Linked DNA regions of Homo sapiens: region 2 is linked to region 1. A link is a contact called in ENCODE Hi-C or POLR2A ChIA-PET data. All regions are on one chromosome and are shown on one strand. The core of a region is the stretch at or near the end of the contact, and the rest is flanking DNA. Distances in the headings are between cores, read along the strand shown.

What was found. A loop is a pair of places that touch in the nucleus more often than their neighbours do. ChIA-PET counts read pairs that join two places held with the same protein, here RNA polymerase II (POLR2A). Pooled maps may share reads with other maps.
Region 2: a map of gastrocnemius medialis shows a loop between it and region 1 (11-fold over the local background). The contact joins two enhancer-like sites. A Hi-C loop is called at or near these places in 2 of 168 maps with a recorded cell type or tissue (gastrocnemius medialis and psoas muscle) and 2 of 50 pooled maps. POLR2A ChIA-PET finds 5 or more read pairs at or near these places in 1 of 52 experiments (OCI-LY7).

The regions. Positions count from the first base shown.
Region 1 is chr3:155,231,503-155,236,688 of GRCh38, forward strand. No RefSeq gene overlaps it. Among named protein-coding and RNA genes, the nearest start is that of LINC01487, 6.8 kb to the right of the region's middle. Within about 2 kb of position 1,874, at least 16 of the 41 ENCODE cell types and tissues checked have a DNase peak (open chromatin) inside an H3K27ac peak, as active enhancers do; they include gastrocnemius medialis and psoas muscle, where a contact is called at or near this core.
Region 2 is chr3:155,064,112-155,069,978 of GRCh38, forward strand. It overlaps a transcript of MME not described here. Among named protein-coding and RNA genes, the nearest start is that of MME, 13 kb to the right of the region's middle. Within about 2 kb of position 1,645, at least 2 of the 41 ENCODE cell types and tissues checked have a DNase peak (open chromatin) inside an H3K27ac peak, as active enhancers do; they include gastrocnemius medialis and psoas muscle, where a contact is called at or near this core.

The sequences.
Region 1 (5,186 bases), core at 624-3,123:
CCTCGCAGTGGTATCATACTAATTTCCTGGCACATCAGAGGTAGGCGTGCACTCTCCTCAGTGGTTAAGGGTGCAGAGTATAAGAAATCTTCATTTGGGAGGCATAGCATTAGGAGAAATACCTAATGTAAACGACGAGTTGATGGGTGCAGCAAACCAACATGGCACATGTATACCTATGTAACGAACCTGCACATTGTGCACACGTGCCCCAGAACTTAAAGTATAATAAAGAAAAAGAAATTTTCATTTAAAATATTAACAAAAATGCTTTTGTTATAATGTCTTCCTGTACCATAGGTCAAAAATTGGTAGCCTAAGGCCTAATCTGCAGATGTGTCTTATATGAACCACAGAGTAATTTGTTTCATTACAACTTGAATTGGTGGCCAATATTTAAGACTCAGGGGTTTCATTTGCTATGTTGACTTTCTGGCTTCTTGTGGAAACAAACAAACAAAAAAAAACTGAAAGAGCTATCATCCTTGAGACCACATCCTCATGTGACCACAACAGCTGGTGCTGGGCTTCTGCGTCCCCATTCGGATTAAAGACCTGGTCCCAGTAGCCCTGTCTACACCACCAACCAGACCTGTGGCCTACTTCTCTTGTCCATGCTACCTGCCTGGCCCTAGGAAATATTGGAATGTGTGCCCCTGTTCCAGACTGACACTGAACCACTTGGGTCCTTTTCTAGTACTTAACACTGTCTTCTCTAACTTCAATGTTTCAAATTTTCAAGACACTAGTCTTCACAGTCAAATCCAGAAATTGAGCCTTATCTGCCCAAGTCACAAATCAGAGAACCACAGAGCTGGAATGGACCCGCCTTTCTGATCATGGTGTAGGATTCTGAAGGCTGCCACATAATCACAGGGATCAGAAAGAGCCCCAAGTTCACCTGAGTGACACTTGAGGAAAGAGTCAGGATTAAAATATACATCTTCCCCAAATACAGAGTCCCAGGAAAATCAGGCAAAGAGAGATTAAAAGAAGGTTAGACCAGGTTATTTTAGAGCATTCACTCTTATCACAGGGCACAGACTCCATCCCACAGTTGGGAAAGGGGAAAAGAGGATCCCAAATGTCTTTAGATTCTGGCAAGAATAAGTGGGCGTAGCCTCTTCACTAAGACAAGCAGGAAAATGGATCCCAAATTTCCATAGCACTCTGTGTGTGTGGTTGTCACTGTATCCACCTCAGGGACAGTGAACATTCACCATGAGTCATGGTTTTGTTTTCTGGGCTCAGTAGCCTGTGGTCTGGCAGGAATCGAGGTCTGTGATTTTGCAACAGCTGTTCGTGTCACCTGGAAAGGCAACTGAGCAAGCAATGGGATAATTTTTATCAGCTCATGAGCACTGGCTTTGCCTGCCAAAAGGCCATGTTTCTCAGCTAGAAAATTATATTCATATCTGGAACCAGTATAGAGTCTTAAATGCCTTAAATGCCAGGATCTAAATTCTTACTTTATGCTACATAGTCCTAAATTATTCTCATAGTCTCGAATTCAAATTTAAGGCATACTAACTCCTAAAGGTCATGGCTATAACATATTTTCAGATGTTACCATAACTTGGAGAGAATCTTCAGCAAATAGGGTGGAGATGAAGGCTCATTCTATCTCTTTAACTTAAAATTACTTTCTTAAAATGACTTTCTGATGGCATCAGGGAGCAGCCGTCCTGTTCTCTATTTAGGACTTTAATACATAAACTTCTCTCAAGCAACTGTTCCAAGCTCGTTCATGTCACCTTTTAGCTCTGGTCTTTCCAGATCTCATTTTTGGCCCATCTTCTGGGCAAGTCTCCCTAGCCCATGATCTTGCATTTGCCTTTCTCTGGGCCCCTTCCAGCTTCTCTATGGAGAGAGGCACAATGTCCTTTGGACTGCAGCCAAGGGAGAAACACTGACTCCATGATGACCATAGGCACTGACTGTTCCCTGAAAACAGCACATAGCAGTGACAGAAGGATGCCAGGGGGACTGCTCATTCCCTTCCTGCTGTGGGAACCTCTATTAACGTGTGTGGGATAATAAAACCAGCTACTTTTATCAGCAGATGTCACATAAAAACTGACCAACATACTTAACTAGCAGGTCAAAGATCTGAGCCATAGTCAAGTTCTGAAAAATGATTAAGTGAAAATCTAACAAATCTGTCAGTAACACTAATTGGAAACTCATCAAGATTTTCTAATCTAAATGCCCTCAAAATAACATTATTATTTTGAAAGCAGTCTGATGGTGACAGGGAGGTTTCAAGGCAAAAAGTATTTACATGTGTGGAATATGAGAGGAGAGTGGAGTGAAATATTTTATTTAGGTCATTATCTAATAAGATTATCTGTCTGCTGTTTCCAGATTCAAAGATAGTGTCAACAGAAAATTATAGATACAATATATTGCAGTCCATGTGTGTGGTTGTCATTTTTTGATATGCAATCATCTACTTTTAATACTGCTTCTTGGTCTCATCCACTCTGGGCCTGTTATTGCAAAGTACTGACTCCAACACTAATAATTCTTTTTCTTTTTCTAATTACTGTCACTATTTTTTTTTTTTACTTTTATTTTAGGTGCAGGGGCACATGTGCAGGTTTGTTGTATAGGTAAATTGTGTGTTGCAGGGATTTGGTGTACAGACTATTTCATCACCCATGTATTCAGCATAGTACCCGAGGGGTTTTCCAATCCTCGCCCTCCTCCCACCTTCCACCATCAAGTAGGCCCAGATGTCTGATGTTCCCTTTTTTGTGTCCATATGTACTCAGTGTTTAGCTCCCACTTATAAAAAAGAACATGCAATATTTGGTTTTCTGTTCCCATGTTAGTTTACTTAGCATGATGGCCTCTAGCTCCATCCATGTTGCTGTGTAAGACATGCTCTCATTCTTTTCACAGTTGCATAGTATTCCATGGCATGTAAGTACCACATTTTCTTTATCCAGTTTACCACTGATGGGCATTTGAGTTGATTCCATGTCTTTGCTATTGTAAATAGTGCTGCAATGAACATACACATGCATATGTCTTTATGGCAGGAAAATTTATATTCCTTTGGATATAAACCCAATAATGGGATTGATGAGTCAAATGATAGTTCTGTTTTTAGTGCTTTGAGAAATCACCTGAGTGCTTTCCACAATAGCTGTACTAATTTACGTTCCCACCAGCAGTGCATATGCACTCCCTTTTCTCCACAACCTCATCAATATATGTTCTTTTTTGACTTTTTATAGTAGTCATTCTGACTGGCATGAGATGGTATGCTATGGTGGTTTTGATGTGCATTTCTCTAATGATTAGTGATGCTGAGCATTTATTCATATGCTGTTGGCCACATATAAGTCTTCTTCTGAAAAGTGTTCATGCCCTTTGCCCACTTTTAATGGAGTTGTTTGTTTTCTGCTTGTAAATTTGTTTAAGTTCTTTATAGATTCTGGATATTAAACCTTTGTTGGATGCATAGTTTGCAAATATTTTCACCCATTCTATAGCTTGTTTTCTGTTTCTGTTGATACGGAAATATTCTGTTGATGCTTTCTTTCACTGTGCAGAAGCTCTTTGTCAATTTTTGTTTTTATTGCAATTGCTCTTGGCATCCTCATCATGCAATCTTTGCCAGGTCCTGTGTCCAAAATGGTATTTCCTAGGTTACCCTCCAGGATTTTTATAGTTTTACATTTTACATTTAAGTCTTCAATCCATTTGAATTACTTTTTGTATATGGTGGCGGGGTGAGGTTTCAGAAAGGGTCCAGTTTCAAACTTCTGCATATGGCTAGCTAGTTATCCCAGCACCATTTATTGACTCGGGAGTCCCCATTGCTTTTGTTTTCAATTTTGTTGAAGATCAGATGGTTGTAGGTCTGACATTATTCCTGGGCTCTCTATTCTGTTCCACTGGTCTATGTGTCTGTTTTTGTACCAGTACAATGCTGTTTTGATTACTATAGACTTGTAATATAGTATGAAGTCGGGTAACGTGATACCTCCCGCTTTCTTCTTTTTGCTTAGGATTACCCTGGCTATTCAGGCTCTTTTTGGGTTCAATATGAATTTTTAATTTTTTTCTAATTCTGTGAAGAATGTCACTGGTAGTTTGATAGGAATAGCATTGAATCTGTAAATTGCTTGCGCAGTATGGCCATTTTGATGATATTGATTCTTCCTATCCATGGAATATTTTTCCGTTTGTTTGTGCCATCTCTGATTTCTTTGACCTGTGTTTTATAATTCTCATTGTAGAGATCTTTCTCCTCCCTGCTTAGCTGTATTCCTATGTATTTTATTCTTTTTGTGGCTATTGTGAATAGGATCGCATTTTTGATTTGGCTCTCAGCTTGGATGTTGTTGGTGTAGGAATGCTACTGACTTTTGTACATTGATTTTGTATACTGAAACTTTGCTGAAGTTGTTTATCAGATGAAAGATCTTTTGGGAAAAGACTGGGGTTTTCCAAGTATGGAATCACATTATTTGCAAACAGAAATTGTTTGTCTTCCTCTCCTTCTATTTGGATGTCTTTTATTTCTTTCTCTTGCCTGATTGCTCTGGCTAAGACTTCCAGTACTATGTTGAATAGTAGTAGTGAGAGAAGGCATCCTTATCTTATTCCAGTTTTCAAGGAGAATGCTCCCACCTTTTGCCCATTCAGTATAATGTTGGCTGTAGGTTTGCCATAGATGGCTCCTATTATTTTCAAGCATGTTCCATCAATGTCTAGTTTGTTCAGGGTTTTTAACATGAAGGGATGCTGAATTTTATCAAAAGCCTTTTTTGCATCTATTGAGATGGTCATGTGATTTTGTTTTTAGTTCTGTTTATGTAATGAATCACATTTATTCATTCGCATATGTTGAACCAACCTTGCATCCCAGGGATAAAGCCTACATGACTGTGGTGGGATAGCTTTTTGATATTCTGCTGAATTCTGTTTACTATTATTTTGTTGAGTATTTTTGCATCTATGTTCATCAGGGATATTGGCCTGAAATTTTTGTTGTTATTGTTGTGTCTCTGTCAGGTTTAGGTATCAGGATGATGCTGGCCTCATAGAATGAGTTGAGGAGGTTTCCTATCTGCACAATTTTTTGGAATAGTTTCAGTAGGAATGGTACCAGCTCTTCTTTACACATCTGGTAGCATTTAGCTGTGAATCCATCTGGTCCTAGGCATTTTCTC
Region 2 (5,867 bases), core at 395-2,894, 170 kb before region 1:
AAACTCTGTCTCTACTAAAAATGCAAAAATTAGCCGGGCATGGGGCAGGCACCTGTAATCCCAGGTAGTCGGGAGGCTGAGACAGGAGAATCGCTTGAACCTGGGAGGTGGAGGTTGCAGTGAGCCGAGATCCTGCCACTGTACTTCAGCCTGGGCAACAGAGTGAGACTCTGTCTCAAAAAAAAATTATACATATATAATATAACAAATATATGTATATATGTAAGCACTGTTCTAACCCTCTGATTTGCAAAATATTCAATAATGAAGGCACAAGAGAAGACGGCCATGCAGCCGCAAAGTCAGAGATTGGGAGATTCATTAAGTGAGGCTAAGGAAAAAAGGTTTGTTTCATTTCTCTTGTTGATTCTGAGGCATATACGAAATGTGTGAAATAATGAGGACTATCACACACTGTTTGTGTGTATGTTATTTATTAAACTGCACATATCACATTGTATTTAGGTAACTCAATTATGTTGATGAGACTCTTCTGAATACTCTTTCACTCCTGCATGCCTTTGAACATACTGTTACCTTCACTTGGAAAATCTTTCCCCTCAATCTACTTAATGAGCTCCTAGATATGTTCTTAATTTTCCAGGGATACTGCAACAAAGTGCAACTGGTGCTTAGAACAAGAAAAATATATTGCCTCACCAGTCCGGAGATTAGAAGTCTGAAATCAATGTGCTGGCAGAGCTGTGCTCTAAGATTTTCTAGGGGAGAATCCTTCCTTGACTCTTCTAGCTTCTGGTGTTTGTCAACAACCTTTGGTGTCCTTTGGCTTGTAGGTGCATCACTCAATCTTTGCTTCTGTTATCACATGGCCATATTATCCCCGACTAAATTAGTGTCTCTGTTTCTGTGTGTCTTCTCTTCATCTTAGAAGGACACCAGTCATACTGCATAAGGGTCATCCTACTCCAGTATGACCTTTTCTTAGCTAATTCCATCTGTGACAATCCTGTTTCCAAATTAGAGTACATTCTGTGGTTGCAGGAAGGACATGAATTTTGCAAGGACTCTATTCAACCCAGTAAAGTATCCTTTGGCACTTTCCTCAAAGACAGTCTCATTTCTGAAGTGTGTGTGTGAGTGTGTGTTTCTTTTAACTAACCACTTTGGACATTCTTTCATCAAGGCACATATAGCTGTAGCTACTGTTTCTCTCTCTTCCTCTCTCCCTTACTAGACTAAGACTTAAGAAAAGGGAATATTCTATTTATCTCTATGTCTTAAGGACCTACCAGAATGGCTAGCATATGTGTGTACTTAGAAAATATTTATGAAATAAAATGAATAAATTACCCTTCCCTGAAGTCCTAAAGACTACAGATATAAAGACAAATGGAGACACCTCCCCCAGCACGAGCTACAGAAAAGTGGAACAGGATATAGTCACATTCAGCCTTCAACAAAGAGCAGCTTATAGTTATCTTTAACTTTTCTTGAAATCTATATAAATAAGGTGAAATTTTGTCTCTTTATCTGCTAGTACATAACAACAAAAAAAGTTGCATGATAAATTCTTAGCAAGCACAAAGGTTAAGTTTTGGATTGCCTAACTTAAAACATGAGTGAGATGACTTATGCTCATGTGGAGCCCTGGGAGGTGCCTTAAATAGACAGGCAGTCAGTCACCCTCCAGAGCAGGCTGAGCTGAGGTAAAGTGAGAGGGTGGTGACTAATTAGAAGCATTTCATACATAATATGACACTGTGGTCATAAAAGACAGTGCTTTCAAATATGGACTCAAGTTGTAGATATATACACTGATGTTCCAAATTGTTGTAGTTGCTGTGCAGTGGAGCTACTTCTCACATAGGCAGTTCCATGAACTGCCTTTCAGGGTGAATAGGACAGGGATTTAATTATTTAAGTAATTCAGGAGTGTTTCACTATTCACTTAGCAGAGCGAAGGGCTATTAGACCAGGAAGACAATTCTAGATGTCGTCTAGTCCAATTTTCATTTTATATAGAAATGAAGCTAAGGTTTACAGTTTAAATAAATATTCTACAGTCCACAAATTAATTTTTAAAGAGCATTTAATGACAGAAAATTAGCATTTTATAGTACTAGTTTAAGTATGTAACATTATGACAATGTAATTTAAAAAATGTGTATGAGCTTAGAAAAAGATTGAAAGACTATACAGTAAAAGGAAATAATCACAGATGTGAATATGCATGATTATTGCCCTCTTTGTATTTTTTTGAAGTTTCCTGTTTTCTATAAATAAGTAATATGAGTTGCTCTAGTTGATTCCAGGGCTGGTTTCCTTAAACTTCTTTGCTCACTCTCTCCTTGCCTGCTCATTGCCATCTCCTCAACCCAATAGTGGAGGCACCTCCTTGTAAACCCTAGTTTTCCATGGAGTGAGTATCGTCGTTTGAAAGTAATTGAGCTAAATATTAAATAATTTTTCCCCAAATTGAGTCATTTGTGTATTATGGTAATAACTTTTGATGAATCTGAATATCAATTGAATATTACTTATGTAATGTGTTTTCTATCAATAAACTCACTTCCTTTAACTAAAATACATGGTGTAATGACATTTTATATTGCTGTCACTGGATGACTGATTGAAAATCTATGTCACTTACTGAAAAAGTAAGTACAATGAAAAAATTCTAGCTTGGTACTCTCATCTGCTGAAAGCCTGAGACTAAGGACTGCTCTCTGTTGAGAAAAGTGATCAGCTATTACTACAGAGATGTTACACAAATATAATTTCCAAGATGAGACTTTTTTCTTGACCTAAGTGAATCTAAAGAGAAGTCAAAATAGAATACCATTCTTACAGTGAGATTTATCCTTATATAATAACTCTGTATACCCCTACAACCATCTCACCTCCTAACATTAGAACGCATAGCATGTTTTAGAACTCACCGATTTAGAGACTATAAAGGAACCATGAGTAATAAGGCAGAATATTTAGGTTGGATTCATATAATGTATTTTCTGGATGTAGATAATGTTGAAGAAAGCTATGCTTTCCTTGTGCTTGCAAAAGATTCTCCCAGAGACTTTATTTGTAGTTATTATTCCAACAATTATTTGGGAGAAAACACAGGCAATTTGAAAAAAAAAAAAAAACACCTCTCATTCAAAGATAAAATAGATTTTTGTATGTTTTAAAAATTTATATAACAGATTTAGCTTTTGCAATTTATTTTCCTTTTTTTTTTTTTTTTTTTTTTTTTTGGGAGACTGAGTCTCACTCCATCACCCAGGCTGGAGTGCAGTGGCACCATCTTGGCTCACTGCAAACTCCACCTCCCAGGTTCAAACGATTCTCCTGCCTCAGCCTCCTGAGTATCTGGGATTACAGGTGCGTGCCACCATGCCTGGCTAATTTTTGTATTTTTAGTGGAGACAGGGTTTCACCGTGTTGGTCAGGCTGGTCTTGAACTCCTGACCTCGTGATCTGCCCACCTCGGCCTCCCAAAGTGCTGGGATTACAGGCATGAGCCACTGTGCCCGGCCCTTATTTTCCTTTTGAAATACTTTCAAACACTTCACCAAAAAAGATATATGGATAACAAATAGACACATGAAAAGACACTTAACATCATTAGTCATTAAGGAAATGCAAATTAAGACCATAATACACCATCATACACCAATTACAATGGCTAAAACTAAAAAGATTGACTGTACCAAGAGTTAACAAGAATGTAGGGCAAATGGAATGCTTATACAGTACTGGTGTGAAAAATGCTACAACCACTTTGGAAAATAGTTTGGCAGTTTGTTAAATAGTTAAACATTACTGCCACAGGATTCGGCTATTGCACTCCTAGATATTTACCTAGGAAAAGTGAAAGCATATGTTCATGTAAAGACTTAAAAATGAATTTTCACAGAAGCTTTATGTGTAATAGCCCCAAGCTATAAATTAAACAAATTTCTATCAACAAGGGAATTGATAAACAAACTAAGGGATATCCATTCAATGGAATACTATTCAATAATAAACAAAAGAATGAACTAATGCTACTATGTGAATGAATATCAGCATAATTATGCTGAATGTAAAAAGGCAAAAAAAGAGTGTATACTGTGTAATTACATCTATATAAAATTCTAGAAAATGCAAACTAGTATACAAACGGTATAGTAACAGAGAGGCAATCAATGGTTGCCTAAGAATAAGAGATAGGTGGGGAAGAGCAGCAGGGAGACATCACCAAGGCACAAGAGGTACTTTTAGAAGGTGACGGATAACTTTATTATCTTGATTGGATGACTCTTTCATGGGCATATACATAATAAATGTCACATTTTATTAAATTATACACTTAAATATGTGCAGTTTATTGTTATGTCAATTACGCATTAATAAAGCTGTTGAAGCCAAAATAATTCCTCCCAAAACTTGAATATTTTAGGCTGGTCTGACACGGTGTCACTGGTGTCATGATATCAGCTACATTTTTTTGTTTCTATACTTTTAACTACATTTCACATTCTAACAGGCCTAGCATAGCATGTGCTAAAGTAGCACAAGTTTTATTAAATTAGGCTTAGCAGGCATAAAATCTGAAAATACAGAATTTTGCAGACCTAGAGAGTTATTGAAAGTTTTTGAACATCTGAGTGAGTAAAATATTCTGAGTTTCTATTTAATCGACCAGGAAATAATGTGAACAATGAATTGAGATCAAGAAAAGATGAAATAGTGTCTTTCTAAGGATAATGTTCAAAATGTTAGTATAATAATCCAGGGAAAATAAGAGAATAGAATTTCTGCTGCCTAATGTTGGCTTTGGAAATAAAGTGTAGGGAAAAAGATTCAAGAGATCCTGTGGAGTTGATAATGCTGAGATTTGTAAATTCATTGTTTGTTGGGGAATAATAAAGGACTCATCGAAGGCCACTGGGATGTGTCAAGCCTAGATGAACTGGAACAAGGCTGAGCCTGTAAAGTATATAGGTTTCACGAGAGCATGGGTTTGTGAAGCATTCTACAAATGAAAGGAAAAGGGGGGAATATGTTGGACTAATTTTTGTAGGTTTGGGAGTTGTCTGCCATGAGATCAAAGCTGAAATAATGATATGGATAAAAACAGTCAAGGAAGAAATTCTAGAAAGAGAGAGATGAAAAGAGAAGAAATGATGCTTTATTTAGTAGGCAAATGGAGGACAAAGAGGAGGGAGAGACCAGTACAATGTTGTAGAAGCTAAGAGAACTGAAAGTTCAAGAAATAGATGTATTAAAGATTAAGAAATGTCATCAGGCTAGAAATAACAGAGAAAATTAAAGATGCTTTCAGTGAGAGGGATGAAAGAATTGATCAGCTCGTGGCAACTCAGAGTTGAGAGAGGTTTGTTAAGGCCCAGGATGACTGAGCTCACAAGTGAATGACTTGGAAGGAAGATGAAAATCCCAGTAATTGAAGAGCACTAACCTGGCCCTTTTTCTTTGAGACACCTTCAAATAATATTATTCGTATCATTCCTTGTTATAATGTGAAATTTTGCCTTAGCAATTTATTCATGATATTACAGGAAGAGAAACATTGTACTTTATGGAGAACCCTTCTTATTTTATTAACACCTACTTAAATAGTGACTGGAGAAATTAATATCACCCTGAGTTCCTAGGCAGGAAGAAACTCACTGGGTTTCAAATGAGTAAAAAGCAATACCATCAGATTAATGGACTAGGAATAGGCTCCATTACCTTCAGCTATTTTAATATCCTAGTACTCAACAAGAATGTGACTCCCTTGCCCTTGTCCATGTGATGTTGGTTAACGTCAGCAGAAGGACCTTATTGAGAACTGCCTCCCTACCCAGCCCCAGAAGCAACAGGAAATGGGTATGACCAGAGGGAACAGGAAGAGATTGTTT